Linked DNA regions of Homo sapiens: all the other regions are linked to region 1. A link is an interaction called in ENCODE POLR2A ChIA-PET data of the cell type or tissue named here. Cell type or tissue: GM12878. All regions are shown on one strand. Links, peaks and the distances in the headings refer to the core of each region. The heading gives the core; the rest is flanking DNA. Region 1 overlaps UNC13C (unc-13 homolog C). Region 2 overlaps UNC13C (unc-13 homolog C). Region 3 overlaps UNC13C (unc-13 homolog C).

Region 1 (11,224 bases), core at 2,798-7,797:
GTTGGCTGGGCATGGGGAGGTGGGTGGAGGCTCATTCTCACCTGGCCTTCACTTGCCTTCCTCCAAGTCTGATTGCCAGAGGGGAGGAGCAGTGTAACATCTGCCTCCAGTGATGAAAATCCACTCTACCAACAGAATGACCATACATTAGAAGAGTGGAGTACTGAGGTCCTGAAGGCTGGTCCCAAACTCCTTAGTTGTGAGTTTACTATCTATATGTGGAAGTTATACGACTACATTATCTTTTAAACTATCATATCTCTATTTTGTCCAGACTGTCTTTGAGTTATTTTGAGTGAGTTCTATTATATGAATTAGTTGGTGGTGGTTTTTAAAAACTGGGAAGACATGCAGATAACTGTTTCCTTACAATAGACTCTGAGCACATATGAAGAAGCTTCAGTCATATAAATGTTTCACGGGTTTTGTGAACTGTCCTGGTAGGAGGAGAATTCTGTCATTTCACCTCGTATTTGTGTAAAATCAACATGACACAACAGTTTGAAATTGAAATCTAAGTTGAAACCTAATAATTTCATAAAATTCTGTCATTTCACCTTATAAGTATTTGTGTAAAATCAACATGACACAACAGTTTGAAATTGAAATCTAAGTTGAAACCTAATTAATAATTTCATAAAATCTATGGTGGTAGTAAGTGATGGAAGGAAAAACATTATCTGGGTAGTTTTCAGCCATATTGGTACATAAAATGAATCTAGGGGTGATTAAATGTTGAGTATATGAATAAATGAATGTGTAAGTGGAATTTGGTAAATATTGATTGATGGCCTAACAGTCTGTACAGCTTAGTTATATCATTGATTATCTGGATGATCCTGCTTCCATAAATTTACTTTTCTAGCTCTTTCCTTTCCAAATTATCAGGAATGCAACGATTTACTCCCTGGCTAACCAGGAGCTGGCTGGTTTCTTCTTATCCTTAAGCCAAGGGCCTTCACTCATCACTGTTTATTTCCTTGATTATTACTTGCAACTTGCATTACTTGCATCTGCATGATGACAAGGACTTAGCCTGGCTTGTTATTCCTGTAAGGGCAAATGCCAACTAAAAATAAGAAGCTCAACTCTTTGTTATGGACTGAATTTTGTCTCCCCCTAAATTTGTTTGTAAAAGCCCCACCCTCCAATGTGACTTTATTGGAAGAAAGGGCCTTTAAAAAGTTAATTAAGGTTAGATGAGGTGACAAGGATGGGGCTCCAATATGATAGAACTGGTGTCCTTTTAAGAGGAGGAAGAGATACCAGAGATCTCTTTCCCTGTGCACGGGGAAAAGGCCATGAGAACAGAATGAAAAGGTAACTGTCTGCAAGATAGGAAGAGCAATCTCACCAAAAACCAAGCCCACTGGCACCTTCATCTTGGGCTTTCAGCCTTGAAAACTGTGAGGGAATAAATATCTCTTGTTTAAGTTACCCAATCTGTAGTATTTTGTTAAGAAGCCTATAAGGAATATATGACTAATATGTTCTCCATGTTAAAAGTAAGGAAAGAAACATCCTTTTCTTAGGGTATTTACTTTAGAAAGCTTGTACCTCTTTGTCATTTTGAAACATATACAAAAATTTTTAAAAGCTAACTTAGTCTTTTGCTAGTTTTAAGACCCAAGGATACTGTTCTCAAAGACCAGGGAATCATCACTTTGAAAATTATCAAGGAAGATAACAGCTCTATTTATCAGGTTCTGTAGGAGGCTAGGAGGGTAATTTCAGCAGGTATCTTACTCCAAGTTGCAAGACAACCCCCTTTTATAAAGATATGAGAAATTTATTTTTGCTTTGGATAAAGCCAATTGTCTAACACAGACGGTTACCCCAATTACTAAGGGAATTTAGGATGAAAGTTGTTTGACAAATGGTGCTGTAAAGTCCCCTTGAGGACAAGTTATTGTTTACCTTGAGAATTTGTATATAAAAGGTTATATCTGCTTGTTATATTAAGAGGTGAGATTTTTTTCTGTCTTTGCAATTTCTTAGCTGATTTCCTGAGACGTGCATCTCACTCTGGTTTAATGCTTACTCAATAAAACTGTGTTCTTTCTCTTCTACCTTTGTGGAGAAGTTTTCCGGGTTAGGAGGAGATTATGTTTTCATTTATATTTCTCTAACACTTCCCAGTCCCAGTGAGAATACAGGCAATATATAAGCATCTGTTAAATTAATACCTACATGTCCCCATCTGTATTAGTCCATTTTGGATTGCTATAAACGAATACCTGAGGCTGGGTAATTTATAAAGAAAAGAGGGTTATTTGACTCATAGTTGTGCAGACTGCCCAAGAAGCACAGCACCAGCATCTGCTTCTTTTGAGGCCTAAGGTAGATTACAATCATGGCAGAAAGCAAAGGGGGAGCTGGCACCTAACATGGTGAGAGAGGAAGCAAGAGAGACACGGGGGCAGTACCACACTCTTTAACAACCAGATCTCAGTGAATGAATACATCAAGAACTCAGCCATTACCATGAGGAGGGTACCAAGCCATTCATGAAGGATCTGCCCCGTGACCCAAACACCTGCCAGCAGGCCCTACCTCCAACACTGAGGATCACATTTCAACATGAGATTTGGAGGGGCCAAACGTTCAAACTATATCACCATCTCTGTTACTACTGCATCCACACAAATAATGAGAGGTTCTATTAGACTTCATTACCTCTTAATTCTGCTGCCCATATCGGATAACCAATGGTAGTCTGGTGATGGGGAATCAAAAGTATAGGCCAAAATTGGTTTTACTCAAATGGCCATAGCATCACTTTAAATGTTTGGAAAAATTAGGTTTCTTTGGTTAGTGGGCTGATTAGTGGAAAATGCCCTGTGCTTACAGTTGGAAGAATTTGGATTTGAATCCAGTTCCACCACTTACTCTCTATATAAGTCTCACCCGTCACCTAATTTCACCCTGAAGCCCGGTCTCATCTGAAAATGTTTCATTTTCCTTATAGGGTCACTGAGAGGACCAGATGAAATATTACAGGTGTGCTCTGCACAGTGAACATTTGTACCATAATGTTTTCTTAGTGAATACGAAGAATGCCTGTCATGTAAATGGACTGTAACACTTACCAGCTAGTTTCCAAATTGGCTTACTCCTAAAGGAAAGAAAAACTGACTTCTTCCATTTCCAGTTCATCTGTCTATTCTTTTACTCTTTTGAATTTCTTCATAAGGACTTTCACTGCCTTTCAACATCATTTTCTTTAACAATGTAGGACATGGCACTCACAGTTTTGCACGTTTAATTTGTTCTGCACTGGAGGTTATGGTCACAAAGGGGGATGCTCTATCAAGTTACCTTGCCTTTTCGGCTAAAGAATTCGAGGTATTTATAAACTGAGGGAATAAAATGACTTCAGTTGGAAAATGAAATGAAACGAGGCATAACTGCATACTACAAGATAGCAATGCAATTTAGAGCTAGAATAGGTCTAGTGTGTTCTAAATCATAAACACATTTTACAGTATAAATATATATTGTCAGTAAACAACCAAACTTTCTGTTGCGATTTATATATTTAGGTTCCTAATTTGGTCTTCAGGTCTCTCTTTGGAGGGGGCCAGAAACCAGCCAATCTCCAGGAGAGCCCTGGCCAAGGGGAAAGGTAGGTTCTAGGGTGTCAGTCAGGTGAGGCACAAGGAGGAGGTGAAACCAAAACGCAGGAACAGAAGAAATCTCTTACTTACACATCCCAGAGAGGTCCAGAGAGCGGCAGGAGCCCGAGGGGAAGTCTGGAGGCCACGGGGAGCCAGAGAGCACAGTTAGGGCCTGGAGCTTTGTCCTGGGGCTTTCCCGTGGGGGTGTGGCTTAGGCTGATTTAAGAGAACAAGTAGGAAGCAGGACTTATTCACAGGACTCTGGTGTTGGCCGTTAGGTTTGATCATGGTCAGCAGCTGTGTGATGTGTGGGTTCTGGGTCAGTGCGATGAAGAGCAAATGGGCCGCATTACAAACAACCACTCAGGGAGGGGAAGTGTTACCCAGACCAGAGGTGATACAGTGAGACTGGGCTTCAGACAACTTAGGTCAGGCCTGAAAATGGATGCTGAGGCAGCAACTATTAACCACATTTATGGCAGTTTCCAACAAAACCTGGCTTTTAAATCATTTCTATTATACGTGAAGAAAAACTGAACTGAAAATAATTGGAAATAACCCCTTTGGTTTGCCCTAATAAGCAGGAATCAAATTTCTAGGTTCTTCTATTATATGTAAAATGGCAATGTCATTTAAATGAAAGCTAAGATATGAGAAAAAATCGAGGGACATATGTAGCCCTTTACCTCAGGTGTGAAACTGTTTTTGTTTCATAAAGGCCTTTTTAAGCTTTAGTTTCAGGTTTATCTTGTTATTTTAGTGCAGTCTACATGAAAATATTCTTTTGAGGCTGTAAAACACATGCTCTCATTTGGAAAAAAAATAGTTTTCATTGACTCTATATGTTCCTATTCTGATTTTTGAGTGTTTCTTTTATCTAGAGGTTTATATTGCTAAAGAAACTGCCTATGGTTATAGTTTGCAGTCAACAAGTTACCCTGAATTAGCTACAGGTGGCTCTCATGATAGGAATGGTGTGGCGTGAGGCTTAACAACGGTTCTCAAATTGTGGTTCCTAAACCAGCACCATCAGTTGTGCCTGAGAGCTTATTATAAATGCAAATTCTCAGACCCCACCCAGACCCACTGAATAAGAAACTCTGAGTGTAACCGAGCAATCTGTGGTCAAACAAGCCCGACAGGTGATGCTGAACTGCATTAGAGAACTGTCAGTTTACCGTTACAGAAACCCCCTTAGAGTTTCAGTAGCACATTACTTAAGTAATATAAATGGCCAACATTTATATTACTTATAAATGGTAGCACATTACTTAAGTAATATAAATGGTCAACATTTTAAAATTGTTTCAGCTGGTACTGAAAACCATTATCCTGTTTAACAAGGAGTCAGGCTAACAGTAGTGGTGGTCGTCATAATTCACAGTTTTGGCTAGTTGGCCCAGTTCATAGGCACACTGATTTACCCAGGGGACTCACAGTGACTTGCAAACACGTCCCTTCTGCAGAGCTCAGACTGAGAGGCCTTTTGAGGAGCTAACCAGCAAAAATGTTTAAATATCATTGATATTTACTCTGCCCTCATCTTCACCCTCATTCTGGGCCTTTGCTTTCCTTGAAATAGTGGCTTTCTCTGTGACTTCGTTTATCCTCTCTCACTGTGCGCCCTTCCTCAGAACTTGCAAAGGCTGCACAGGATTCAAGAATCACCTCCTGAATTTAGCTGCAGAACTGACTACTCTCTTAACTATATCTCATATCTTAGTAGACATAGTCACTTAGATGTCCTCCTGTTAATATCAGCACAAATAAATAAAACTGAATTTGTGCCTCAAATCAGCTCCCTGTCTAAGCTTCCACACTTTCGTCAGTGGTAGGTTGCACAGATCTACAAGTTACCTAATTCCCCTTTCTCCTTTGCTTGCTTGACCCTGGCATGACCTGTAGATTTTAATAATATTTATCATCTTCATCCCTTTTCTCCATTCCTGCTATTACTATACTTAGAATGTGAACACCTGAACTATGAAACTGTTTTCCAAAAGGCCTTCTTCTTTCCCGTCCTCATTCCCTCCCTCTCTCCTTCCTTCCCTTTCTCTTAATTCCTTCCTTCTTTCCTTCTCTCCTCCTTTCCTTCCTCCCCTTTCTCCCACAAACAGATGGCAAAATAAATGGTTTACACTAACCTGTATGACCTCCTCTCCTTCTAGGTCTCCCACTGACTAAGACCAGCCTCCACATTCTTGAGCCTCAAAATTCTCCAAGTTCTGATGACAATCTACTTCTTTCATCTCCCCTCCATTCACTTGCCCTATTGACTCTTTAGTGGTTCTCAAACTCAGCAGCACCAAAAAGGCTGATTAAAAGAGATATTTGAGCCCGACTCCTAGAGTTTCTGACTCAGTAGTTTCAGGGTAAAGCCCAAAATTTAGCACTTCTGAAAAGTTTCCATGTGCTATAGATAGAATGTTGGTATCTCCCCCAAATTCGTTTGTTGAAGTCCTAATCCCCAGTGTGGCTGTATTTAGAGATGAAGCCTCTAAGGAAATAACTAAGGTTAAATGAGGTAATAGGGTGGGGCCCTGGCCTGATGGGATTAGTGTCCTTATAAAATGAGACACCAGAGAACTTAGGATCTCTCTCTCAGCCATGTGAAGACACAGCAAGTAGAAGGCTGTCTGCAAGCCAGGAGGAGAGCCCTCATCAGAAATGGAATTGGTGGCACATTGATCTTGGACTTCCCAGCCTTCAGAACTGGAAAATAAGTTTTTGTGTTTAAGCCACTCAGTCTTTGTATTTTGTTATGACAGCCTGAGCAGGTAATCCTGAGGCTGCTGTTCTGGGACTATACTTTGAGAGCACCTTTCTACTCCACTCTGATTGGTCTTCTTGTCGCTTTGATCTCTGTGTCTTTCTGACATGCCTACTTTTCTCCTTTCTTTACTTGAGACCCACATCTTCTTGAAAACCCACTTTGAACCATACATCTTCCCCGAAGGCTCCCAACTCTCCCATCACAGTCATCTCTCCCCTTCTGAAAGCCTCTACTCTTTATCTTTAGATTCATCTGGCATCTAGCATAAACTACCCTGGATGATTCTTTTTTCTCTTCATACAGTTGTTTTATCTTCATCATGAGCTTCTTGGAGCAAAGAATCTATCCCTGGTGTCACATACCTAGCACAGTGCTTTGTGCACAGTACAGGTTCAATAAATATATGATTATTTGACAACCATGGAGTGTATGGAGAAGGGGTTCCTAGAAACTGCAGGTGTGAATCATTCAGGTGTCACAGATCTCTCAGTCACTCCAAGAGCCTCTTAGGAATGTGGAGGTACAGCTCACAGAGGAACACGTGATTACTGGCTTACTTGCTTAGGGAGCTGCATCCTGAGGGGTCTCTCTTAATGTTTTGTAAACGAAAGAGTCACCTCTGAGACAGAGCACATCTAATGATGATGAGGATGCCATAAGAATGATGAACATTTATGGGGATTTCTATGTGCAAAGTGTTTCATGGGTATTATCACTTGTAGTTCTCCCAGCAACTCCACACGGTATGAATTATTATGCTTTCCATTTTTACAGATGACAAAATTGAGGCTTAGAGAGGATAAGTGACTTATCCCAGGTCTTGCAGCCAGGCAGAACCAGAGCACATGCTTGGGCCATGCCTGTATAGCTCTCCATTCACCTGTTTTCGCATTTCTTGCCTTTCTTCCATAAATAAGCAGAGAGTTTTACACCAGAGGTTTGTACAAGGTTGGCTTCCAACCTTTAAAGATTTAGGTTTACTATTTTTATGCCATTTAACATACCTTATATTCCTTATTCTAAGATAGATTAAACACGTAATAACAAGGCTTAACTTCCAGTGCCAAAGGATAACTGTAGGAGAAAATGTCCCATCTTCGCTCAGAAATCAGCTGTGAAGGACACGTGCAGGTTGTGAGGCAGTAGTCTGCAGTTTCCAATTAACGCCACTGACCCCATTGGTCACCAAACCTGTTCTCAGTGAACAAAAACAGGCGTGGTGGCTCAGTGGGTCCAGAGAAATTGTATTGCATTTTGCTTTCTTGACTCAGTGATTTGAAGAGTAATTTTCTGACATGTCAGTATTTCCACAAGATTCCCAGACAACTTATTCTAACCTCTGTTTTACTTTCTAACCAGACCTAAAACAAAACAAACAGCAGTAACAAAAATATTAAAAAGTATCATAGCTACCCCTAACAAAAAGGTATTACACAATTTTCAAAATACCTGCTTTATCATTAACTCGGCACTTAATTTTAATCGGTGCATTATACAATAACATGTGGGTCCCACTCCAGGCGATTGTGCTACTCACAAAGCAATTATAAGATTCTTTAAATCCTAAAGTTTTTCTTGTTTTTTTCTTTTTTGAGACAGAGTCTTGCTCTGTCGCCCAGGCTGGAGTGCAGTGGCGTGATCTCGGCTCACTGCAACCTCTGCCTTCCAGGTTCAAGCCATTCTTCTGCCTTAGCATCCCAAGTAGCTGGGACTGCAGGTGCGTGCCACCATGCCTGGCTAATTTTTTTTGTATTTTTAGTAGAGACGAGGTTTCACTGTGTTAGCTGGAAGGTCTCGATCTCCTGACCTCGTGATCTGCCTGCCTCGGCCTCCTACAGTGCTGGGATTACAGGCATGAGCCACCATGCCCGGCCAAGAGAAAGTTTAACTGGGCTGTTTATTCCAGCTCAGATTTAAATCCAAGGCCTTAAAAGACTTCAAAATCTACCACTTTGAATAAACTGCACCTTGGCAATCAATTAAACTATTGTACTTTGCATAAGAAAGTATATTTTTTATATTTTTAAATAAAATTATAATTCAAAAATAAATATCTAGACATGTTGGGATCATTTGAAAGTACAGAAAACCATAAGCAGGCAGAGAAAAAAAATCAACCACACTTTCATCACACAGAAGTAATTGTTGCTTTATTTTGGAATCCTGTAGAAGAAATTTTATATCCTAACTTTTATTAACTTAAGATTTATTTCACTAACACTTGCCTATTTTACTGCCGAACTACATCATGAGTCTGCCCATATTTCTTTGTCACTATTCCACCATCCAAGCCCCATGCCATGTCTCACCTGGATTTTTACTGGAGGCTGGAACTTGTCTGTCTGCTCCTGTCTTGTCTCCCTTCAGTCTATTACCCATGTTGCACTCTTGCTTAAATCACTTCAGTGACATCCATTGCTCTTGGGTGAGATGACTGTCACAAACGGGCACCCAGGAGCCAGGCATGTAGTCCCAGCTTCACCATGCTCGGCTAATTCTTGTAATTTTAGTAGAGACGGAGTTTCACCACGTTGGCCAGGCTGGTCTCGAACTGCTGACCTCAAGCAGTTCTCCCTGCTCAAGCAGTTTTCACCTTGGTCTCCCAAAGTGTTAGGATTACAGGCGTGAGCCATGGTGCTGGCCCTCTGTCTGACTTTAGAGGGCTGTTCTGAGACTCAAGTGACGAAAATACATGAAGGTGCTTATAAATGGTAGTAAACTGCAGTGTGAGTGGTTATTTATAGGTAAACTTTATACGTAACTTTAGATGTAAACAAATGTCAAGTGCTTTTGTTTCTTTTGAAAATATATGTATGTTACCTTCATAATTATTTAAACCAATCTTAGTATTTGAGAGGCAAGTAACAGGGAACACTTGAAGTCAGGAAACAGGGATTCTAATCACTGATATTCAGCATAACCTTGGAATAAGATCTGGCTCTCACCAAATTGAGAAATAAAGAAATGCATCATATATACAGTTGTTGATTAAAAATGTGAGTGCGATAAAAAAATGTAATCTTTCAAGTATTCATGACAAAAAATGAAAGAAACACTAGAAGTACACCTATTCCGAGCTAAAAATATGTACATTTTAGTCTGCCAGTACATTAAAAGTGATAATTTCCCCACAGCATCACATGCAATAAACATGTGCTTATTCTATGCTGTGAGAACTCTTAAACTTTACAAGTGACTTTACAAATGATTCCCAGTTGTCTTAATCTGATTTCAGATTTCCAGAAAAGATAAAATGCTGGGCCAAATAAACTGTATTCTGAGAAAGTGGGATTCGGGATTTTGATGTCCTGCCCAGACTATAATGGAAATATTTCTGTGGAAAGCTCTTTTGTTCATTCTGGACAAAGGAGTCATCAAAATTTGATGTTTTCTCTCACTCCAAAGAGGATTATTCTGATACTTGAAATGCTTATTTCAACATGTTAATCTTTGACCCATATGAAGGAGTTGCCATGGAAGAAAACCTGGCAAAACTCTAAAGATTTTTCAAGTATCAGAGTATAAATAGTGAACAGATGGAAACCAGAATTTGAGGAATTTTAGGATGGTTTGAGAAGAGACTTTTTATGAGGGTTTCGCTGGGCTCTAGGGAAATGACAAGGGAAAGTGGAACTGCTAACTGCCCTCATCGGTAAACCATGAGGGGAGGAAGGAGTTACTGGAACCTGGAAAGAGAGAGTTTTCTAGGAAAGACATTGAGAAGCTTACAGTCAAAGGACAGAGCCAGGCTGAGAGGACCTTGTCCAGAGGGAGCCTGGAGAAGGAATATCTGAACGTAGTCTTCCCTTTTAGGAGGGGCTCCCTGCTCTCTGAACCACTTGGGAAACAGGGAGTAAGCCTGCTCAAGACTGTGACCCACACAGCTCAGCCTCCTGCGGAGTGGGGGAAAGTAGATTAGGAGGGGCAAATGGAGATATTTGGCATAGACTTTCATGGTAATTTACCTAGCACAAAGCCTGGCATATGACAAATGCTCCTAAAACTAAGTCACATGAAAGGATAAATGGATCTTTCAGTGACCTAAACTGTGCACAGTGGCATACTTCATTTTTTCCTGGTCGGTTTTTGAGTTTCATGTAACAGACTGAATAAAACATCATGATTTCAAGAGTTTGCCAAAAAAAAGTAGTCTTTTTCTCTCTTTCTAATTTTATATGCCCCTTTGTATTTCTCCAATGGCACTTACTTTTATCTTGTATGATAATTAGTGAATAGTATCAGTTGTAAAATTACAAGCTTTTTTCTAAGGATGCACACATACTCATACACACTTTGGATGTTCCAGTGTCTAGAACAGGACCACAAACATAGTTGCTACAATAAAAGTCTGTAATCACATACATTCAAATATGAGAACTATGTTATATTACACAATTTGAGATTTTCTGCATTGAATTTTATAGCATTCATTTGTTCTATAACTCACTAAGCACCTGCTTTGCATCCAGTACTCTACTGGGCACTTAGATTTCAAAGATGAATATGCAAACTGCCTGTCCTACTAGGGCTTACATTGTAAGAAGAGAGGGTTGCCAATTATCAATCACAAAATGACTCACTGTGCTAGGGAACTGTCACAAGATGAATCCATGTGCTGGTGGGGGACAAGAGGGGAGAAGAGGGAGACAGGGAGGACAGAGCAATGCAGCAATGTCCTACAGGTGTATAGTAGACTCCAGGCTATATTAGAAAGAGTGTCCTGGAAGCAGGATGTATTTTCTTACATTTAGCTTGGATTTCTACAACGTCAGTTCCTCTGTTTATTACTTAAAAGGTGTCCTGGCTACTGAGCTTACCCAGTAACTGCAGCCAG
Region 2 (11,224 bases), core at 3,465-8,464, 100 kb after region 1:
CGTAAGCATTTCCAAGGTAATTATAACTTCACATTAACAATATTTAGATGGGATCATGAGTTCTTTTTTATATGCTAAGAATGGTAAGCCATGTAATTAGAAGTTGAAAAAATAAGGTAGGATGAGTTGCCATTTTCCATTTTAGAGAAACTTTATAAAGATCTTATAATGTTGGGATATCTTTGGAGGCAAGAAATCATCAAAATCCTGGCTGCCAAAAGTAAGCTATAGTGTTAACAAGGTTAAAGGTTAGAGTAATAAAAATGAAAAAATAAATGACTATACGTAATATGTCAGGAAAAATCATCTGGACCAATGTGAATCCTCTAGAGAGGAAAATAGGAAAAAAGGAAAGATTAGTCACAATTGTAAATTATGGTAATCAAATTTCTTTTCTCTCTCTCTGTCTTTTTTTTTTTTTTTTTTTTTTTGAGATGGAATCTTGCTCTGTTGCCCAGGCTGGAGTGCAGTGGCACAATCTTGGCTCATGGCAACCTCCACCTCCTGAGGTCAAGCAATTATCCTGCCTCAGCCTACCAAGTCATTGAGATTACAGGTGAGTGTCACTACACCTGGCTAACTTTTGTATTGCTAGTAGAGATGGTGTTTCATTATGTTGGCCAGGCTGGTCCCAAACTCCTGACCTCAAGTAATCCACTCGCCTTAGCCTCCCACAGTGCTGGGATTACAGGTGTGAGCCACTGTGCCTGGCCATTATGGTAATAAACTTTCTTTAGAATCAATGACTTTGGAGGAACAAATATAGTTAATTTTTGTAGGGTAAGAAAAAAGATATAGAAGTTTCTTTCATGACACATTTCTGTTATTAAATCTTAGCAAAATACCAGGAAAAAAAGCAAAGAAAATTAAAGAAATAGTGCCTTACTTTATGACCACTGAAACTCATGCCAAAGGAAGCTTTATTCTTGAGAGGAGTAGCAGTTGGTAGTTCTGCTCATAGTCACAAACAATTCCTCAGCAGAAACCCGGAATGAATCCAGGATCCCTGGGTTCATTAAACCAGGAATGATGTGAGGTTGGACATACCTCATAGATACACTCTCTGATTGATCTACGTAGAATTCTGGCCTAGATCTATGAGTATGTTCTGGTTGGACATTCCTCATAGATATACTCTCTGATTGATCCACTTAGAATTCTGGCCTTGATCTATGAGGTATGTTCCAGTTGGACATTCCTCTTAGATATACTCTCTGATTGACCTACTTGAATCTTGGCTTATATCTAGTTCTGGTCTAGATCTAAAGCCATACTGGCATGTTTAGAGGAAGAGTCACTCCATGATATGACTTGGAAGAATGCTGCATGACTTGTCCAAGCCATAGACCTGAAAAATTAGGAAGCAGTATACAGGTAGATCCACATAATCTGATGTTGGAAATAGAGATGGATAGTTATAAAGAAAAAGAATGGGATGGAAAGAGAAAGGGTATTTTTAAAAAAGAGACAGCCAACAGGCTGGATCATAATGATAAAAGATAGGTGTCCAAAGCTCTTGGCATTAATTGACAAATCATTGACTAAGTGTATTAAAAAAGATAAGTTTCACTTACTTTGCATATTTACCCATAATCCTATAAATAAATATAGTACAAAGTATATCTGTGAGAATTAGAACTAAGGACTAAAATGTGGATTTCATTCCTTTATACAACATATATTTATTGACTATTCTACTATGAACCAGGTGCTATGTTCTTTTTTCTTTTCTTTTCTTTTTCTTTTTTTTTTTTTCTTTGAGATGGAGTCTTGCTCTGTCACCCTAGCTGTAGTGCAGTGGCGTGATCTTGGCTCACTGCAGCCTCCACCTCCTGGGGGTTCAAGTGATTCGCCTGCTTCAGCCTCTGGAGCAGCTAGGATTACAAGCGCCCGCCACCACACTGATATTGTGTGTGTGTGTGTGTGTGTGTGTGTGTGTGTGTGTGTTTTAATAGATCTGGGTTTTCACCACGTTGACCAGGTTGGTCTCAAACTCCTAACCTCAAGTGATGCGGCCACCTCAGCTTCCCAAAGTGCTGGGATTATGGGCATGAGCCACCATGCCCGGCCACTGGGTACTATTTTCTATACAGGAAATACAGCAAAGAAAAAGACACGGTGTCCCTGCCATCATGGAGCTTATAATATAGTGACAAGTGGCAGACAATAAATGCCATTCAATATAATGTGAAGTATAATGTGAGGTATGTGTTCTGGAAAAAAAATATATAATGTAATGTAAGGGGAGGAAGTGGGCCTGGAGTGCCTTTTTTGATAGGGTGCTCACGGAAGGTGGCTCATGAGATGACAAGAGAGCAGAACTGAATGAAGTCAAAAAGCAAACCACAGAGCCATCTTCTGGAAGAGCATTCCTGGTGGAGAATACAGACAGTGAAATGGCCCTCAAGCAAAAAAGTGTGCTTGACAAGCTCAAAGAGATGCAAGGAGGCCAGTGTGACTGAAGCAAAGTGAGTTCAGGGGAGTGTTGAGATCTGGGTTCAGAGAGAAACCCGGACTAGGTCACATAGGATCTTGTAACCCATGACTGAGACATTTTCCTCTAAGAGTTATGGAATAAAACTGCATGATTTTGGTCTGATTTACATCTGTAAAACATGACTTCGGTTGCTATCTGGTGAACAGAAGACAGGGATGAGAAAGTGGAGGCAGAAGGAGATGCAGAAGGCTACTGCAGTAGAACAAGGGACAGGGCAGCTTGGACACTTGGGTGGTAGCAGTGATGATTGTGGTAGAAGCGGTGAGGCATGAAGTCTAATCTTGGTTCTGTGTCTTTCCACTACATAGCCTTACCTCTCACCTCTTTCCTACTAAATAACCTGAGACCAGAAATGGTAACTTATTGAAATTTTGTATCCTTGCTCAATCTTGTTTGCTTAGAACCATAGATGGATGAATAGATGAATAGATAAATGGATGAAAGAATGTAAAGATTGTATCCAGTTTCTTTGCCATTTCCATTTCTTCATTTTCTTCTAGGTCTTACTGGGAATGAAGTGGATCATCAATCAGACTAATCAACATTGGACTTGGCCTACAGCTTTGCTGGTTTATAGCTTCCAATGGGGAAAAGTCACTGCTGCATCTTACTCATTTTTTTTTCTGTATTAAAATAAAAGGCCCTGATTGTGTCAGTAAATTTTTTTGCTAAGAATTGTTGATAAAACAAAAAAAAAATTCATCCATAATAGTTCAAATTAACCACTCATAAATAATCAGTTTCAAGTATGTCTCAGAATCTTATAACTTTTATTACAAAATCATTACTTATAGTTTTTTATTAAAACACTCAAATCTTTGTGGATTTTACCTCTTGAAATTTATGGTACATTTTCTCATTACTTATTTAAATGTAACCTGTAATTGAGATCCTTTTTTGTGGGAGGAAATTGATTTCTATCAATGATTTACAGCATACAAAAACAAACTGTAGGAATTTCTCTTTTTGGTAGATTTCAACTAAGCTCTTTTTTCCTTAGCTTTTCTGAATTTGCCTTCATCTCCTTATTATTTACTAAGGAGATGGGCCCAAGTGATAGGTCATGAAGATAAAGTGAAAACATGTTCACTTAGTTTATATTTTGACAGGAAGTAAAAACATCCTAAATATTTGATCAATTTAAAATGTATTATTGGCAGGAATAGTTATTTACTTACTTTACTGATAATGTATTTGTTTAATAAGTCTAAATTTCCTTTCTCTGTATGCCATTTTAGTTCTGACATGTTCAATTCAGCTCATGGTTTTAAAATAACATCTGGATAGGAGTTCCTAATGTATCATGTCTCAATTTTACACTGAAAACGCATAAGTGAACACAGAAAATTATGAATACTTCCATGCTCGCTAAAAAGTAAAACCAATCAATAACCATGGCTAGGACCTAGGGGAAATTTTCAAAACAACTGGATTTATAAAACTGCAATACAATGACCCATTCAGATGTGTTTGAGCACCTAAGACCATGTCTCCCACTATAATCCTGACTCTTGCTGTTCATCTCTTCCTCACCTCCAGTTGCTTGCCAGGTATGAATGCATATAAGAGAAAACTGTGTAGCTAATCATCAGCTTCCTAGATGCTGGTTTTTTTTTTTCAGGGAAGCCAGAGTTCTGATTCATAATCCTTCCCAACCCTGCAACAAATAATTCAATGTATGAAAGGTATGGAAGACCACTTCCAGAAGATAACTAGCCAGGAAGTGTGTGAGTGTGCATGTGTGTGTGTGTATGTACTGTGTGTGTTTGTGTATGTTCCGTGAATATGTGTGTTTCTGTTGGTAAAAGGTAGGTAAAAAGGTGAGAGGGAGACAAAGAAATGCCAGTGGCATTTTGCATTGTAGGGAGAGTGTTTCTCACAATTAAAATAACCTTAACATCCTATGCAATGGCAAAGACAGAAAATAAGTAATGTGAAGAAAACAGGGCTGGGCGCAGTGGCTCATGACAGTCATCCCAGCACCCTGGGAGGCAGAGGCAGACGGGGTGAAACTCCATTTCTACCAAAAATATAAAAATTAGCTGGGCATGGTGGCACGCACCTGTAATCCCAGCTACTTGGGAGGCTGAGGCAGGTGAATGGCTTGAAGCCGGGAGGTGGACGTTGCAGTGAGCTGAGATCGCGCCACTGCACTCCAGCCTGGTAACAAAGTGAGACTCCATCTCAAAAAAAAGAAAAGAAAAGAAAAGAAAACAGCGTAATTCTCATGAAAAGAAATTAAAAACAAAGAAAAATTGTTCTAAATAATCATCTGGATTATTTAGAGTAGTTCACAAACCTTAGTCTGAGCTTGTTAAAATGCAGATTCCTGACCCCTACTCTCAGAGATTTGGTAAGTCTGGAATAAGCATTCAGGTGAATATAAGCATTCAGATGAATATAATGCAGGTGACCTGGCTGGCCTATGTTGACAGACACTGTCACCAAGGTTAACACAGATCTCTGAAAAACCAGCTGAAGAGCAGAAGATAAATTTAATTTAAAAGCATGCAAAGTGGTAAGATGATGTCTTATTTTCTATGAAATAAGAAAACAAAGCCATAAGAAGAAAAGACACTTAGAGAATAAGATTACAAATTATGACGGAGTTGCAGCTCTAGTATTCACTATATTAGAAAATTAATATTCACTGTAAAATTTAAATTGGATAATGTTAAAAGCTACCTAAATGTTTAGAGCACTTCTGACAAATAGTTAAATTTTCTTAATATTCAAATGATTTTTATAAATTAATAACAATTAATAAACTAGTTCATTAAAAAGTTAGAGGATAAGAAATTCTCATTTACAATGGCCTTTAGACATGTGAAAAATGTATAACTATGTTCATATTTAAAGAAATGACAATTTAATGAGATATTTGTCAGACTGACAAAAAGTAAAATATACACTGCTTTTCCCATTAGGGAAAAATTGGCAATATATATCAACATTTTAAATGTGCAGGAGACTTCAAGATGGGTAAACTAGAGGTACCTGGCACTTGCCTCCTCCACACAGAGGGACCTAAACACCAAGTAGGTAACCACATGTGGAATACAGCATCTGGGAGAGAACAGTGGAATTCAGCAGGGAAGAGACAGAGAACTTCTGAGGCGAGGAAGGAGAGAGAAGTGAAGTAGCTGGCCCCTCAGGATCAGCTCAGAGTCAGGAGGAACCTCCCATTGTGGGAAAAAGGTGAACAAAAGATCCCCAGTGGTTTAAATTCCCACCGCCCGCTCCTACATTCCTAACACAGGAGAACCCTTTGGCTCTCACAGGCCCTGAGACTGGAATAGGAGCTGCTGCGAGTTCACTTGATTGGATTAATTCAAAGAAGGAGTTCACGCTGGGTCCTGTAACCCCTCCAAGACCCAAACAGCAGCAATATTGTGCTATTTTGAGAGCCCAGGCCTCACTGGACTATCCTGTGCCCAGAGGGCTAAAAGCTCCTGCATTTACGTTACTGAAGCTCTGCTGACATCCCCCTATGTCCTTCCCGAGGACTGCAGTATCATGACACTAGCTGGACACGGCAGTGCAGCTGAGTTTCCACTACTCTAGCCCATGCAGTGCCTTACACCCCAGGGAACATGTGGTAAAGCACACCAGAGAGGCTGCCATGAGAAAAAAGCGAGACAAAGTGTATATTCCCCAGGGCTTGAGAGCCACCTGCCTAGGACCACTGCCATGCAGAGCAACCCTGCCCCTCACAGGAGCAATGCTGCCACACACCTGCAAGTGCCTTCAAGGGCCTTGGTTATGGGCCCATCCACATGTCATCCTGGGACCTGAGGAGAGATTTGTCCTGCACATCACCACTGCTGCCTATACCCACACAGGTCATCTGGAGGCCTGGGGATTGGTCCATCCTGCCTGCCACTGCTGGCATCCCCATGCACCATCAGGAGACATGAGGACAGGGCTGCTCTACACACCACAGATGCAGCAACTTTTCATGTCCTCTGGATTCTGTGTCCTGCCCACCACCACTGGTGCTTGCATACAGCATCCAGGGACCCAAAGACAGGCCCATCCTTGTCCCATAAACCCCCCAAAACCCAAGCAGCTGCAGCATTCTGCTATTTTGAGAGCCCAGCCTCACCAGACTATATTGCGCCCTGAAAGCCACTGCTGCTGCAACCAGTACTTGCATGTATCATCCTGGACCTGGGGACTGATCCAACCCACCTGCCGACTGCAGGTACACACACACACACCTTCCAAGACCCTGAAGATCAGCTCACCCTGTCCCCCACTGTAGCATGTGCATGTCATCCAGGAGCATTAGGAAAGGCCAATTTCTTTCTTGCAGTCTGCACCCAAGTGTGTTTCTCAGGGGTCAGGGACTGGCCTGCCCAGTCCTGCACTGCCACTGCTGGCTCCAGCATGCACCACTCATGGGCCTGAGGGTTGGCTCACCACCACTACTGCCACTGCCAATGTTATGCATACTGACGCCACCACCACTGGCACCTGAGGACCAGCATGCCTAGCATCCCATCCACAGCAATGCATTGCCATAGCCTCCACTAATAACGGCAGCTTAAACCACAGAGGAACTCCAAGACATTAATGATACTGATTACAGCCAAAGGAATGGTACAGAGAACACACTACTATGCCCTGCCAGAAACAAAACCAAAGCATCCTACCAAACCAATACTATAGTTACATAGGTTTTGAGAGCCAAGTCCTCATGAGAATACATTGTACCCTGAGACCCTACAGCTAGTGCATCTATAGATCCCTGAAGCCCTGCTGACATCCCCTCTGCTGAGAAATCTGCTGCTAATCTGATTTCCTTACATGTGACTATAGGAAAAAGGCTTTCCCTATAAAAGCTAATTGATAAAATTAGAAAAAGTGACTGTTACACCAGGTGTGCAGATAGTAAATGCAAGAACCCAAGAAATAAGAGAAAGCAAGGAAACATGACACCTGCAAAGCAACACGATAATTCTCTAGTAACAAATTTCATAGAAAAGGAAATATATGAAATACTTAAAAATTAATTAAAAATGGTAATACTAAAGAAACACAGAGCAAGAGAACCCAGATAAACAATACGAATGAATTAGAAAATTCATAATCTGAATAAGAAATTCAACAAAGAGATAAACATCATTATAAAGAAAAAATCATGGAACTAAATATTTAATGAATGAAAAAACATAATTGAGAACTTCAACAATAGAGAAGGTCAAGCAGAGTGAAGAATTTATAAACCTGAAGACAGGTCTTTTGAGATAACCCAGCCAGACAAAACTAAAAAAAAAAAAAAGAGTAAAAAAAGAATGAACGAAGCCTATGTAACACATGAAACATTATAAAGTGACAAAATATTCAAAACTTCAGTGTCCCAGAGGGTGAGAAGAAAGCCAATGGAATAGAAAACCATTTTATATTATTAAATATAATAGCTTAAATAATAAATAAATAATAAAGACCACAGCAGAGCTAAATGAAGGCTTCTTAAGTCTTACAATAAATATGGACATTCAAATACAGGAAGCTCACAGATCTTCCAACAGATTCAATCCAAAAGCTTCCTCCAAGGAATATTATCATCAAACTGCCAAAAGTCAAATACAAAGAAAGAATTCTCCAAACAGTAAGGAAAAAGTCAACTCACATATAAGGGAGTCTCCATCAAACCAACAGTAGCTTCTCAGCAGAAAGCTTACAGGCCAGGAGAGAATAGGATGAAATATCCCAAGTGCAAAAGAAAAACAAACAAACAGCAACAACAAAAAACTGCCAATAAAAAATACTATACCCAGCAAAGCTACTATTCGAATCTGAAAGGCAAGTAAATTCTTTCCCAGACAAACAAAAACAGAAGGAATTCATCACCACTACACAGGCCTTACAAGAAATGCTTAAGGAATCCCTATATTTGGAAGTGAAAAGATGATATCTACCATAATGAAAACAAAAAAGTATAAAATTTACTAGTAGAGTGCATACAGAAAAAAAAACTAAAAGGAATCCAACATTATCACTTTGAAAACCCAAAAAATTGTAAAGGCAAACAATAAAAGATGAATAAAGAAAAACGGATATATGAAACAATCAGAAAACAAATAACAAAATGACAGGAGTAAGTTATCACCTAACAATGATAACCTGGAATGCAAACTGTTTTAAATTTCTGATTAAAAGATGTAAACAGGTTAAATGGATTTAAAAAAATCTGACTGTATGCTGCCTAAAAGAAATTTACTCCACCTGTAAAGATACATATAGACTGAATGTGAAGGAATTAAAAAATTATTCCACAAAAATGGAAATCAAAAGCATGCAGGAATAACTAATAGCAGACAAAAGAGACTTTACATTAAAAACAGAAAAAGAGAAAAAGAAGAACATTATATAATAATCAAGGGATCAATTTACCAAGATGATATATCAATCATAAATATATATGCACCCAATACCAAAGCACCCAGATATATAAAGCAAATATTCTTAGAGCTAAAGAGAGAGAGAGACCCCCATAAAATAATAGTCGGGGATTTCAATAATCCCCGTGATTATTGAAGCACTGCAGAGCACTTGAAGCACTGGACAGCATATATATTCAAGGATTTATAGCCAACTGAATTTTTACAAAGGCACCACGAACACACCTTGGTGAACAGATACCCTCTTCAATAATGGTGCCAGGAGAGCTGGATATCCCATATATATGCACCCAATACAGGAGCACCCAGATTCATAAAGCAAGTCCTGAATGACCTACAAAGAGACTTAGACTCCCACACATTAATAATGGGAGACTTTAACACCCCACTGTCAACATTAGACAGATCAACAAGACAGAAAGTTAACAAGGATACTCAGGAATTGAACTCAGCTCTGCACCAAGCGGACCTAATAGACATCTACAGAACTCTCCACCCCAAATCAACAGAATATACATTTTTTTCAGCACCACACCACACCTATTCCAAAATTGACCACATAGTTGGAAGTAAAGCTCTCCTCAGCAAATGAAAAAGAACAGAAATTATAACAAACTGTCTCTCAGACCACAGTGCAATCAAACTAGAACTCAGGATTAAGAAACTCACTCAAAACTGCTCAACTACATGGAAACTGAACAACCTGCTCCTGAATGACTACTGGGTACATAATGAAATGAAGGCAGAAATAAAGATGTTCTTTGAAACCAATGAGAACAAAGACACAACATACCAGAATCCCTGAGACACATTCAAAGTAGTGTGTAGAGGGAAATTTATAGCACTAAATGCCCACAAGAGAAAGCAGGAAATATCCAAAATTGACACCCTAATATCACAATTAAAAGGACTAGAAAAGCAAGAACAAACAAATTCAAAAGCTAGCAGAAGGCAAGAAATAACTAAAATCAGAGCAGAACAGAAGGAAATAGAGACAAAAAAAAAATCTTCAAAAAATTAATGAATCCAGGAGCTGGTTTTTTGAAAGGATCAACAAAATTGATAGACCACTAGCAAGACTAATAAAGAAAAAAAGAGAGAAGAATCAAATAGATGCAATAAAAAATGATAAAGGGGATATCACCACCAATCCCACAGAAATACAAACTACCATCAGAGAATACTACAAACACCTCTACGCAAATAAACTAGAAAATCTAGAAGACACGGATAAATTCCTCGACACATACACTCTCCCAAGACTAAACCAGGAATAAGATGAATCTCTGAATAGACCAATAACAGGATCTGAAATTGTGGCAATAATCAACAGCTTACCAACCAAAAAGAGTCCAGGACCAGATGGATTCACAGCCGAATTCTACCAGAGGTACAAGGAGGAACTGGTACCATTCCTTCTGAAACTATTCCAATCAATAGAAAAAGAGGGACTCCTCCTTAACTCATTTTATGAGGCCAGCATCATCCTGATACCAAAGCCGGGCAGAGACACAACCAAAAAAGAGAATTTTAGACCAATATCCTTGATGAACATTGATGCAAAAATCCTCAATAAAATACTGGCAAAGCGAATCCAGTAGCACATCAAAAAGCTTATCCACCATGATCAAGTGGGCTTCATCCCTGGGATTCAAGGCTGGTTCAATATACGCAAATCAATAAATGTAATCCAGCATATAAACAGAACCAAAGACAAAAACCACATGATTATCTCAATAGATGCAGAAAAGGCCTTTGAAAAAATTCAACAACGCTTCATGCTAAAAACTCTCAATAAATTAGGTATTGATGGGACGTATCTCAAAATAATAAGAGCTATCTATGACAAACCCACAGCCAATATCATACTGAATGGGCAAAAACTGGAAGCATTCCCTTTGAAAAGTGGCACAAGACAGGGATGCCCTCTCTCACCACTCCTATTCAACATAGTGTTGGAAGTTCTGGCCAGGGCAATTAGGCAGGAGAAGGAAATAAAGGGTATTCAATTAGGAAAAGAGGAAGTCAAATTGTCCCTGTTTGCAGATGACATGATTGTATATCTAGAAAACCCCATCGTCTCAGCCCAAAATCTCCTTAAGCAGATAAGCAACTTCAGCAAAGTCTCAGGATACAAAATCAATGTACAAAAATCACAAGCATTCTTATACACCAACAACAGACAAACAGAGAGCCAAATCATGAGTGAACTCCCATTCACAATTGCTTCAAAGAGAATAAAATACCTAGGAATCCAACTTACAAGGGATGTGAAGGACCTCTTCAAGGAGAACTACAAACCACTGCTCAAGGAAATAAA
Region 3 (11,224 bases), core at 3,238-8,237, 240 kb after region 1:
AAACAGGATACATAAACTGCATTTTCAATAAGATATTTTAAGGAATGGTAACAAAATTGAACACCTCTATAGAGAGCCATATAGCATATTTAAGGAAAATAAAACGCATCATGGAAATAAAGAAAGGGACCAATTCATTTCCTGGTGAGATTCCATTATCCATTAACTTGTTCTGGAGAGAGCAAGGGGAAATTGGATTACTGGATTATTACAATCTAGTCTGTCTTTGCTAGCCATCTATCAGAGATTATATATAGACACCACTTATGAGTGATAGCAAAAATACATATATATTCTAGAATTTAGCATAATTAATTGCTGTATTTTTGTTTTATGCCTTCTGTTTGACACTGTTCTGACGAATCAGGAACTTTAGAAGAAACATGCTACAAAATATGAGACTTTTAATAAAAGAGACTATGTCTAATCAGCACATTAGATACCATTTCATTAATGCAACACCATTTTATTCACATGATTTTGTTGCTGGTGATGAATTAAACAATTATGACCAATAATATTCTTCAGAGAGGATAACCTGACTCACTCTCTCTCTCTCTATATATATATATACATTTATATAATTATATTTATATAAAATATATATTAATTATATAAATATAATTATATAAATGTATATATGTGTTATATATTTGTATAATCACAATATATAAACAAAATCAAAACTATGAGAATAACTACATCAGTATTTCCTGGAAGGCTGAAAATAGCAATTAAAAATGCATTAAACTTAACCATATAGAGAGAATTTTAGATGGATTAGAGTTCCTGACCTCTTGCTTTAAAATTTCATATTTAACTTTCACCCCAAGATTTCAATGAAATCACTGAGTAAATGATATTTTAACTTTAATTCTATCTCTGTATATTTCTCTCTTTTAATTACTTATGTTTCTACACTACTTTCTAATTCACTAGATGCTTCCCTAAGTGTAAACACCTCCTGATTTTAGAATCAGAGTTCTACTACCTCTGAAGTAGAGACAAAAGATATTGCATTATTTTAGAGATGAGAAAACAGTGGCTACTGAGTGATTTGTTAATTTGTTATAATTAGTTGAGTTGTAAAACTAAAATTAAAATTAAAATCTTATGGTTTTGATTCACATGTATTATAAATAAAAATGGCAACTATTATATCCACTATTTATGGAATGCCTAGTATATGTGAAGCGTTAGGTTGGATATAAAAAATGCATTGGTGAGCAAGAGAGATAAAATTCCTACACTGGAGGGTTTTATAATATACTCCACCATACTGCCTCCGTGTTGATCTTAATTGCTGTATTGTTTTACCAAGGATTCAGTAATACAAGTAACATCTACCATTTTCTTCTCTTTAAAAGGAATTATATAAAGAACTGTGTAACTTCTGGGAAGCTGGGGAAGAGGAGCGCAAGCCTTGGGAAATAATACAGACTATTAGGCAAAAACAGTTCTTAAACAGATTTTTTACATACTGTAGTTCTTTTCACAGTTTAATTTTCAGTGCAAGTTTTTCTCTAGATACTTACTAAAAAGAAAAACTAAAAAGTAAATAGAATATCAGAATCCATAGTGACAAAGTTCTATTTAATGGAATAGTTGCTTAATGTCACGTATCATTCTACTAACTTGTTAAAAAATACAGATTCCTGCGCACTTCACTGGATATCCTGTATTTTCTGAAGTAGCCAAGAACCCTTTAGCAGCAGGAAATTTGGGAAATACTAGAGTCAAACAATTGTAAAAAAAAATTATGTTTCCAATTTATTATGTTTACTGGACTTTTCAGGAGCTTGGAGTAATTTGACTTACTAAAATGTCCCATCCCAATCAACAACTATATTTTAAAACTAACAGATTCAAGACTCATCAATTTCCTGGGTAACTATTATACAAAGTCACAATGTGAAAAATAGAAAAATTTTAAGTGAAATAACTCAAACTATAGTCTTCAGTGAAATATTATATGTTCCAAACAACTTACTTGATAGTATTATAATATAAAGAAGCACATTGTAGATGAATTCATTTTTTCCTATCACCATTTGTGAAGGAAAACCATCTTTAAAGAATGAAAGTTTCTGAAGAAGGAACACATTAAAATAAAAATCACATGACACAATATTGATTATACCTCTTGACTCCACTACAGCAGTTTTATGGCTATAACACGACACAATTTCAGAGGTCGCCATTTCAATTTCGTGTATGGCCACGTGGGGCAGAAAGAGTCAACATTAAATCTGAGTTTTATACTTGTTAGATGCTAAATTCATATCAATTGAAAAGTTATACAAAGTTTAGGTAATTGACTCCAGAGATACCACAAATATAGCATATTTTACTGCAGACCTTTAGACTTACTCTTTTTTTCTTTGAGTTGGAGGAGAGGTTAGAACCTTGTTTAAGAATTTAGATCATGCAAGTTTCCTGTCTGCCTGCCGATTCATTCCATCCGTCATCCTTATCTTTCTATTTCTTTCTAATTACCATTCTACAATTTCATGTCCTTTTGACTTACATAAGACCACATACTGAGTTTGGTGTTTGCCTATTTTTTTCAGTCTTGTAAAATGTTTATTATTGTTTTGTGTATTTATCTAAATTTTAGAAAAATAGGCCAGGCGTGGGGTCTCACGCCTGTAATCCCAGCACTTTGGGAGGCCGAGGCAGGCGGATCACGAGGTCAGGAGATCAAGACCATCCTGGCTAACACGGTGAAACCCCGTCAGTACTAAAAATACAAAAATTAGCCGGGAGTGGTGTCGGGCGCCTGTAGTCCCAGTTACTTGGGAGGCTGAGACAGGAGACTGGCGTGAAGCCAGGAGGCGGAGCTTGCAGTGAGCCCAGTTCGTGCCACTGCACTCACTCCAGCCTGGGCGACACAGTGAGACTCCGTCTCAAAAAAAAAAAAGGAAAATATTATTGTGCTAATATACAACATTATGTTTCTTCCCTTGTTTTCCACTTATCACTGTTTTTACTTTTTATCCATGTTACTATGTAGACATCTAACCCATTTTCCTAAGTGCCCCACAATATTCCATGATATGTACCCACTACATTTTATGGATCTATTTTTCTGTGAAAGATACCTGGGTTGCCTCCATCTCCTCAGTCTCACAAACAATGCTATATTGAATATCCTAGTAAACATGCCCTTGGTGAACTTTGTGAAAATATGTACCCAGAGTTAGATTACTGGCTCCCGGCTTACTTGCCAACTGAAAGTGCATGAAGGTTCCAATGTCCCATATCACCATTAAATTTATAATTGATCTTTTTTTGGTATTGTTGAACCATTTTTGCATTCATGAGATGAAATTACTTGACCAAGTCATGTTCTTTAATATTTAATATTTTACTTAGACTTTTCTCATCAATGTTTATTAACAACGTGAGGTTATAATTTTTTTCATGTATTGTCATAATTCAGTTTTAGAATCAAAATTTCACTAGTTTTACTAATACAACATACTATGTATGTTATTGATATTTTCAGAATTTATTATGGTTTCATTTTTTACTTTATTTACCTTGTTATGAAAATTAAAGCATATAGTGATAGAAGCATAACTGGCTAGTCATTTTTCAGGCTCTGAATTTTCATATATTTTTCTTCTTTAAAATACATAAGACATGGCAATATACTACTCATTTTGAACAATTTCTTGTTACAAGTAAAATTTTATATACTAGTCATGAAGCTGGCATTTAAAAAGAAATTTTCTTTTCATAACATTTATTCTATACATTTTATATAATATCAAATGATATTTTATATATTTATAAAATATAAATATTTTATAAATTATAATTTGATATATTTGTATATATCAAATTATAAACATATTAACTCTAAGTTATGCTTATATTTACTCAGATTTAGAACTAAGACAAGGAGCACATAAGGTGGTAAAAAACACCTATCTTTCAGAATAAACATCATTCCCTAACTAATGCCAATGATTACATAAGAAAGTACATTGCTGGAAAAATATCTAAGAAAAGTCAGGGACATATTATAGCCAGTTTTGTAATGATTACTATTTAAATCATGTTTCAAATTAAGAGTTACAGAATTGGATATTTTTCTACATGTACATTTCAGGGCACATTTTAACTTTTCTTTCATTGCTGAATTATTTAGAAATTGGCTAGAGCAAAACCAAAAGAAAGGGAAAAAGACAAATTGCTAAATCAACTTTTTGGGTTAAAATAACTGAGAAAGATACATCCACAAAACAAGCATGGACGTTCTGAAATTTTCCACATTTAAATTCAGGTAAGTTGCCCCTTTAGACTATTCTACGGTGATATTTTCTCTCTCAAAGAATTTTCAGAGGATAACGTGGCCAAAATTGTGGTATACATATCACATTCCGTCTAATACAAAGAGATGTTTTTTGATAGAATTTTCATTTAGTAAGCATTAATTGATCTCTGCACAGTGTTATATGCTACAAATTCAATATTAAGATAAATAGAGTTTCTGTTTTCACTAAACTCAATGTTACCATGGGTATCAGACAAAAGGTATTTTAATGCATGTGAAAAGTAAAGGGTGCTTCTGTCCACATGGTACAAGATGGCTCAAAATCAGGTCCACATTCTGTCTAGCGGAAGGGAAAAAGTAGAGGAAAGGAGGATATTCCCTTCTCCTTTAAGAGACCATACCGAATTTTTTACACACCTACTACAAAGATATTCATTGCAGCCTTATCTGTAATTGTGAAAAATCGGAATTGATGTGTAAATTGCTGTACATGCTGTAGGCAGTTGTAAAAATCAACAAACTGTACATACATGAATCAGCATAGATAGCTCTCAAAAATTAATATTGAGCTTTAAAAATTATAGAAGAATCATTACATTTAGACAATCTGGTTCTAGAATTAGTATATACAACAATAATACTGTATTACCTATTTCTAAAATGTATTATATCACAGGTTGATAGAGATAAAGACTGTATCACAAATAATAGATATATGTAATAAATGTACACAAAGATGAAACTATGTTCATCAAAGCTAATAAGAAATTCATAACAGAGATTTCCTTTGAGATAAGAAGTGAGAGAATTTGACTTGGGAGGGAAACAAAGAGACTAAGCATATATGTGCATGTGTGTGTGTATGTATCCAAAAGTCAATAAAGAGAGAAATATGTTTCTACTGATTTTACATACAACTCCCACTTGTAGGTAGCACATTTTCCTCTGCATTCATCTATCTGTATCACTCATGCTGCCTTATAGCAAAACACAGTCATTTGGAGAAATGATTTTCAAAAGAAATCATCACATGAATGTCAAGAACTTTCGTTTGTTCCTGTTTTTAGTTACAAACCTTCTAATCAGATTCAAAATAAGATTTTAAAAAGTCCCTAAGTGTGCTTCAGAACTAAAAGTGTACATGTGTTTTAGTTAAGGCATATCTTAATACAATTTTCTTAGGTAGTCATTCAATAAACAACTTAAAATTTACCAAAATATATAAATTTAAAATAGCAGAATCTTAGGCAGAAAGGTTTTATTGGTTTTTGACATCTTCTTGTGGATGATCTCTGTGTAAACAAGTTTTGATCTCAGGGTAGGTGTGGAGGGAGACTGTAAAATCAGTTAATAAAGGTTTTCATTGTTCAACAGAAAAGTTCTTTCGCTGAGTGGTTTCCACGGAACTGAGTTAATGCTGACATTAGCTCAGCATAATTCTTTTAAAACACATTTAAAAAGAAAGTCTTATCTATCCTCCTCATTCCACAATTAGGGGGTCTCTTTATGTAGATTTTATTAAAATGGATGTGTTCATGCTAGCAATAATCACTATTAATATTATCCAGCTAATTCATCCTGCTCTTGTTCCAGGTTCCTAAAATAACCTTCGGATTACAGGTTTTATTTTCACATAGATGTTCACCTGGGAGAGTATAAACTAAAACACTTTCAATCTGTTTGAAATTTTATTTTTTATTTTAAAGAAACTATCGTTTGTTCTCTGATATGTCCTAAGAGCCTACACCAGTGCCTGGCATATAATAGGGCTGATTAGGTATCTGCTGGATAGATATCTATCCAGTTTATAGATTGATCTTTTGTGTACCTCTCTGTGAGTCCAGTGACCTCTGTCTACACTGACACATTGGAGTTCCTAAGCTAAACTGAAGTGCAGATGCGGAGCCTGGCAATTCAGCCAAGGAAAATACCACCTACCGAGTGCAGAGCCAGCCTCCGGAGACCACACTTCTATCTTGTTCTAACTGCAGCTGTCTCTACTTTTCTATCAAATCGATTTTCCTTTCTTATTCTAAGCATTTTATTTTTATATGGTTCTTCAAAATCCCTCTGGAGGGAGAAAGTATGATTCCACATTTAAATAATCAGACTGTACTGTGTCTAATAGTGCTGGAATTCTTAATTTCTTGTTTCAGGCAAGGCATCATATTATCTGGAGAAGATTCAAAGAAAACAGAAGTAGCATGAATATGATGAAGAAACCAGACATGAAGAGGCTAAATAGCTTAACAAAGTCCACAATGCTGAAAAGTAGAGCTGTAATTTGAACTCAGGGGTTTTAATATCAGAGATTATGTTCCTTACCATAGGTTTTAATGTAGAGTCACTGAAGGATACTACAAATAAGTAACTAAGGCACTGCCTTTTTCTTTAAATGTTATTTTTATTAGATAATTACTTCGTTTATCAACCCTACTCAGAGTCAGGTATACCACCAGGCACTGGGAATACAAAGATGAAACTCACGGTTTAGCCGGGAAGACAGGTCTAACTGATATCACATGATGCACCTGATAAATTCACCGTGATAAGTGCAGTGGTGGTGACATGTCAGGGTATTATGAGAATAGAGAACCGAAACACCAAATCCAGCTAGAAGAGGTATAAAGGCTTTCTGAAGAAAAAGTTAGCTGAGCTGCGGTTAGCTGTTTGGAGGGAAGTTTGGAGAAGGGATGCCCGCTCCAGGCAGGTAAATATAAGGCAGGCAAAGTCACCATGGAGTTTAATGTACTGAATCATGGAATGCAATGTGGAGATGATGTTGAAGTCAGGAGTGATAATCAAGGCTTAGACCTTAGAGGCACTGTGGATAATGGGAGAGTCTGGACTTCATCCTCTGAGTAAATGGGGAGCTGGTCCAGAGTTATAAATAGGATAGTCACGTAAACATGGATATATTTTAAATATATAGTGGGGTGGCAGGTTGGAAAAGTAACTGAAGTTCTATTAGTCAAAATAAGCCAGATTGTGCTATGGTAACAAATAAATATCCAAATATCCGTGAGTTAATGCAATAAAAGGTTATTTCTTAAACACCCAAAGTCCGAGGCTGACTAGGCAGCCCTTCACCACCTGGTAGCTATGCCATCTGCAATATGTATCCTTCCAGGTTATTGCACTGCAGGTGACAAGATGTTTTTATGGGTTGGGACTAGAAGTGGCCTTCATTTACTTTTCCCATATCTCTTCATCTGGGATCCTGCCACATGACCCAGAGTAAGTGCAAGAGGCTTTAGGCAAGCACTGAGAGTCTACCACAGAATAGGGCACTTCATTCAATCTTGTTTATAATAGGTGAAATATACCTATAATTTCTTACTGTATTACTGGAGAAAAATCAGTTTATTTATGTATTCAGTTCATTAAACAAATGCTTTTGTGAACACCTACTCGGCACTGTCCTAAGTTCTGTCTCTGTCATAAAAAGCAGGGGTAAAGCATTGCTCACATTACTTCCCTGCACATCAACTCTTCATTGGCTCTCCAGTCACATGGTGACATGTGCAAGGGGACAGCATTAGAGTAAGAGGGGTGAGAAGCGTAACATAGGCCAGATCATGTGGAGTTTTGTAGGACTTTGAATTTAACTTAAATGAAGGGCCTTAAAACATTCTATGCAGAAGAGTGATATAATCTGACTTCCTTTTTTAAAAAATAATTCTGGCTGCTCTGTTGAGAACAGACATAAGATGATGGGGTAGACACATTGAGCTCTCTTAGGAAGTTATGTAGTAATCCAAGTGAACAATGATTATGGTTTTGAGCCAGGGTAGAAGCATGGATCTGGTGAAAAGTGGTCTGATTCTGGATATATTTTGAAATGAAGGTATTTAATTTTGAACTAAATAATTAGAATTTGAAGACAGGTGAGACGTATGCTATAAGACAAAAAGGTCTTAACTTGAGCTCTTAGGAGCATGGAGTTGCAGCCAACTGAGGGGAGATAAGCCTTAATCATATGAAGTATTCCTAGATGGCTTCAAAAGGGCTCGAGAGAGCATTAACCCCCTAAATAATTCAGCTCCAATGGATGCTTCCTTTAGAATTTCAAATAATAACAATGTTGATGAAAAAGTATTTTTCCAAGATTTAAAGCTTAGCCCCAAGCATTCCCTACATTGACAAAATTTCGCATAAAATCTAAGATCTATCTACCTAAAAATAAAACCAGTAAGAAAATTATATAATTATCTTTTCTGAAAGCCAAGTCATAAAATATTAAGCTATATTAGATTATTTTGATGTGACATAATTCATTTACTTTTTGTTAGGGGCACGTTTGCTTTATGGGAACTACCTACGAAGCTCTCTTACAGAAATAAACTGTTCGTTTATCATTGTTGTTGTTATTATTTATGTATTAGAAAGACATCAAGTAAGGTATGCCACTTCACTTTGGCAGCTTAATTAATCCACTGAGTATTAATTAGTAGATGAGGAAATGATAAAGATTCTCTCTTTGACCAAACTTTGATCAAACTCTTCTGAGCTCTCTTTTTAACCAGGCCCCAACTTTCGAACTTCCATGTTAGTTTCTGCATTGTCCAATTTAGCAAGAATCTTCTCAGTTTAGCCAGAATTTTTCATTTTTGATATATGATCACACTTTGGTATCTGATCAGGTTTCCTTCCTCTACAATGCTTCTGGTGATATTTGATCACCCTGGTCTGCCTTCAGCAAGAATCCCATCAGATCTGTTAGCCAGGACCCCCCCTTACCCCAAATGTTAACTCTTAGTAATTTCTATCCAGTAAGCCCCTCCCCTTAACTCAGCTCCTTGGCTATAAATTCCCACTTTTCCTTGTGGTATTCATAGTTGAGCCCAATTTCTCTTTTCTACTATAAAATCCTATTGGGGTAGCCTTCCTGTGTAACTATTGTAATAGTACTCTTTGAATAGTCTGCCTTACCATTCTTTAATGGGTGTAATGAATAATTTTTTCTTTGACAAAGATCATATTTGAGCTGGATTTTGATGAAAGCAGGGAAGGAGGGAGAATTTCTTCAGGCATATAGAACAGGATGCATAAATGCAAGGATGTGAAAAAGGATGGCTGATTCATGGAAATTATAAAATTTAGGGCTCATGAGAGCAGAGCAGTTTGGTTCAGGAGTGTGAGGAGTAGGAAACTGAACCTGGTAAAGTCTGGTAAGATTGATTATAAAGTTATGCATGGGGCCAGGCGCGGTGGCTCACGCCTGTAATCGCAGCACTTTGGGAGGCTGAGGCAGGTGGATCCCCTGAGGTCAGGAGTTCGAGCCCAGCCTGGCTAACGTGGTGAAACCCTGTCTCTACTAAAAATACAAAATAAGCCAGGCGTGGTGGTGGGCCTCTGTAATCCCAGCTACTCAGGAGGCTGAGGCAGGAGAATCACTTGAACCCAAGAGGCGGAGTTTGCAGTGAGCCGAGATTGCGCCACTGCGCTCCAGTCTGGGTGACAGAGCAAAACTCTGTCAAAAAAAAAAAAAAAGTTATGCATGGGTAATTACATGGTACAATAAAAAGTTTCAATCTTAGCCTTTAGGTAAAATAAAGATAATGATGTTGAAAAATGTAAAAGAATTGAAAGAGCCCTATGGGAGGAAGATGGAAAGTAGAGATTAGACAAAGAAAAGTCATTAGAAAACTACTCATGGGAAAGTACAAGTGAGCACCAATTTAGCTCCTAGAAATCCTGGAGGACCAAGTTTTAAAACTAAGCATATCTAACAGAGTTGATAAGCTAAAGTTATGAACAAGTATGTGGTTATATATTGTTTTGCTTATGCAATGCCAAACTCAGCTTAATTTGTTTTCTTATAAAGCAAAACAAAAAAAACAAAAACAAAAACAAAAAACAGTGACCCCAGAAATATACTATATGAAACCTAGCTAAAAATCCAGTTTGGAAGAGTCTTACTTGCCTTCATCTAACATTGCTTTCTAGAATTTGCCTCTCCCAAGTAAACAGAATGTTTCATGGATAATTACACAATTTTTAATATCTAGTGGACCAAGTGCACTCTTCCTGAAAGGACAGGTGATAGACACATTTTTTTTTTTTAAATAGAGATAGGGTCTTGCTGTGTCACCAAGGCTGGAATGCAGTGGAGCAATCATAGATCACTCTAACTTCCAATTCCTGGACTCACTCTAACCACCTTAACCTCCTAAGTAGGTGTGACTATAGACACATACCACCATACACAGCTAATTAAAAAAAAAATTGTAGAGATAGGGTCTTGCTATGTTGCCCAGGTTGCCCAAGCTAGACTACATTTGTAAAATCCAATTTTATAGAAGTAATAGCTATATATGTCATAGTATGCATTAGAAAACTTCAATATAACAAAAAGATGTGTCATCAAGAGGGAAATAATCTATGAAATCCATATAACCAAAAAAGGATTAGTATCCACAATATTTTTAGATTTTTCTATAAATTAATAAGTAACAGACAAGAAAACCAAGAGAAACACACACAAAAGATTGACAGGCAATTCACAGAACATAAAACTCAAGCGTTCATTGATCATATGTGAAAATACGTTCAAACACACCAATATTAGAATAGTGTCCATCTCCAATGGACAAAAAAGGAGTAGGATGGGATTGGGAAATACAAAGCGAAATACTACTTTTTTTTTTTTTTTTGAGACAGAGTCTCGCTCTGTCGCCCAGGCTGGAGTGCAGTGGTGCAACCTCGGCTCACTGCAAGCTCCGCCTCCCGGGTTCACACCATTCTCCTGCCTCAGCCTCCTGAGTAGTTGGGACTACAGGTGCCCACCACCACTCCTGGTTAATTTTTTGTATTTTTAGCAGAGACGGGGTTTCATTGTGTTAGCCAGGATGGTCTCGATCTCCTGACCTCGTGATCTACCTGCCTCGGCCTCCCAAGCAAAATACTATTTTATGTGTAACATTTAATGTCTTTAAACAA

Evidence for each region. ChIA-PET counts read pairs that join two places held together with the same protein. Peaks named below come from ENCODE experiments on the same cell type or tissue, not always from the same donor. Only the 100,000 strongest peaks of a DNase experiment are listed, where the experiment ranks them.
Region 2: POLR2A ChIA-PET joins it to region 1 with 8 read pairs; 1 of 35 experiments calls an interaction of 5 or more read pairs at or near these places.
Region 3: POLR2A ChIA-PET joins it to region 1 with 5 read pairs; 1 of 35 experiments calls an interaction of 5 or more read pairs at or near these places.

Annotation. Positions count from the first base shown.
Region 1 is chr15:54,576,517-54,587,740 of GRCh38, reverse strand. The region is part of intron 30 of UNC13C (unc-13 homolog C); the gene reads right to left. Among named protein-coding and RNA genes, the nearest start is that of UNC13C, 600 kb to the right of the region's middle. RefSeq lists a silencer at 4,668-4,747. In GM12878, for the core only: no CTCF peak of the experiment used is centred there; DNase peaks (open chromatin) are centred at 4,700, 4,980 and 5,292.
Region 2 is chr15:54,476,974-54,488,197 of GRCh38, reverse strand. All of the region lies in intron 19 of UNC13C (unc-13 homolog C), which reads right to left. Among named protein-coding and RNA genes, the nearest start is that of UNC13C, 500 kb to the right of the region's middle. In GM12878, for the core only: a CTCF peak has its summit at 6,209; a DNase peak (open chromatin) is centred at 6,176.
Region 3 is chr15:54,341,690-54,352,913 of GRCh38, reverse strand. The region is part of intron 17 of UNC13C (unc-13 homolog C); the gene reads right to left. Among named protein-coding and RNA genes, the nearest start is that of UNC13C, 370 kb to the right of the region's middle. In GM12878, for the core only: no CTCF peak of the experiment used is centred there; a DNase peak (open chromatin) is centred at 5,223.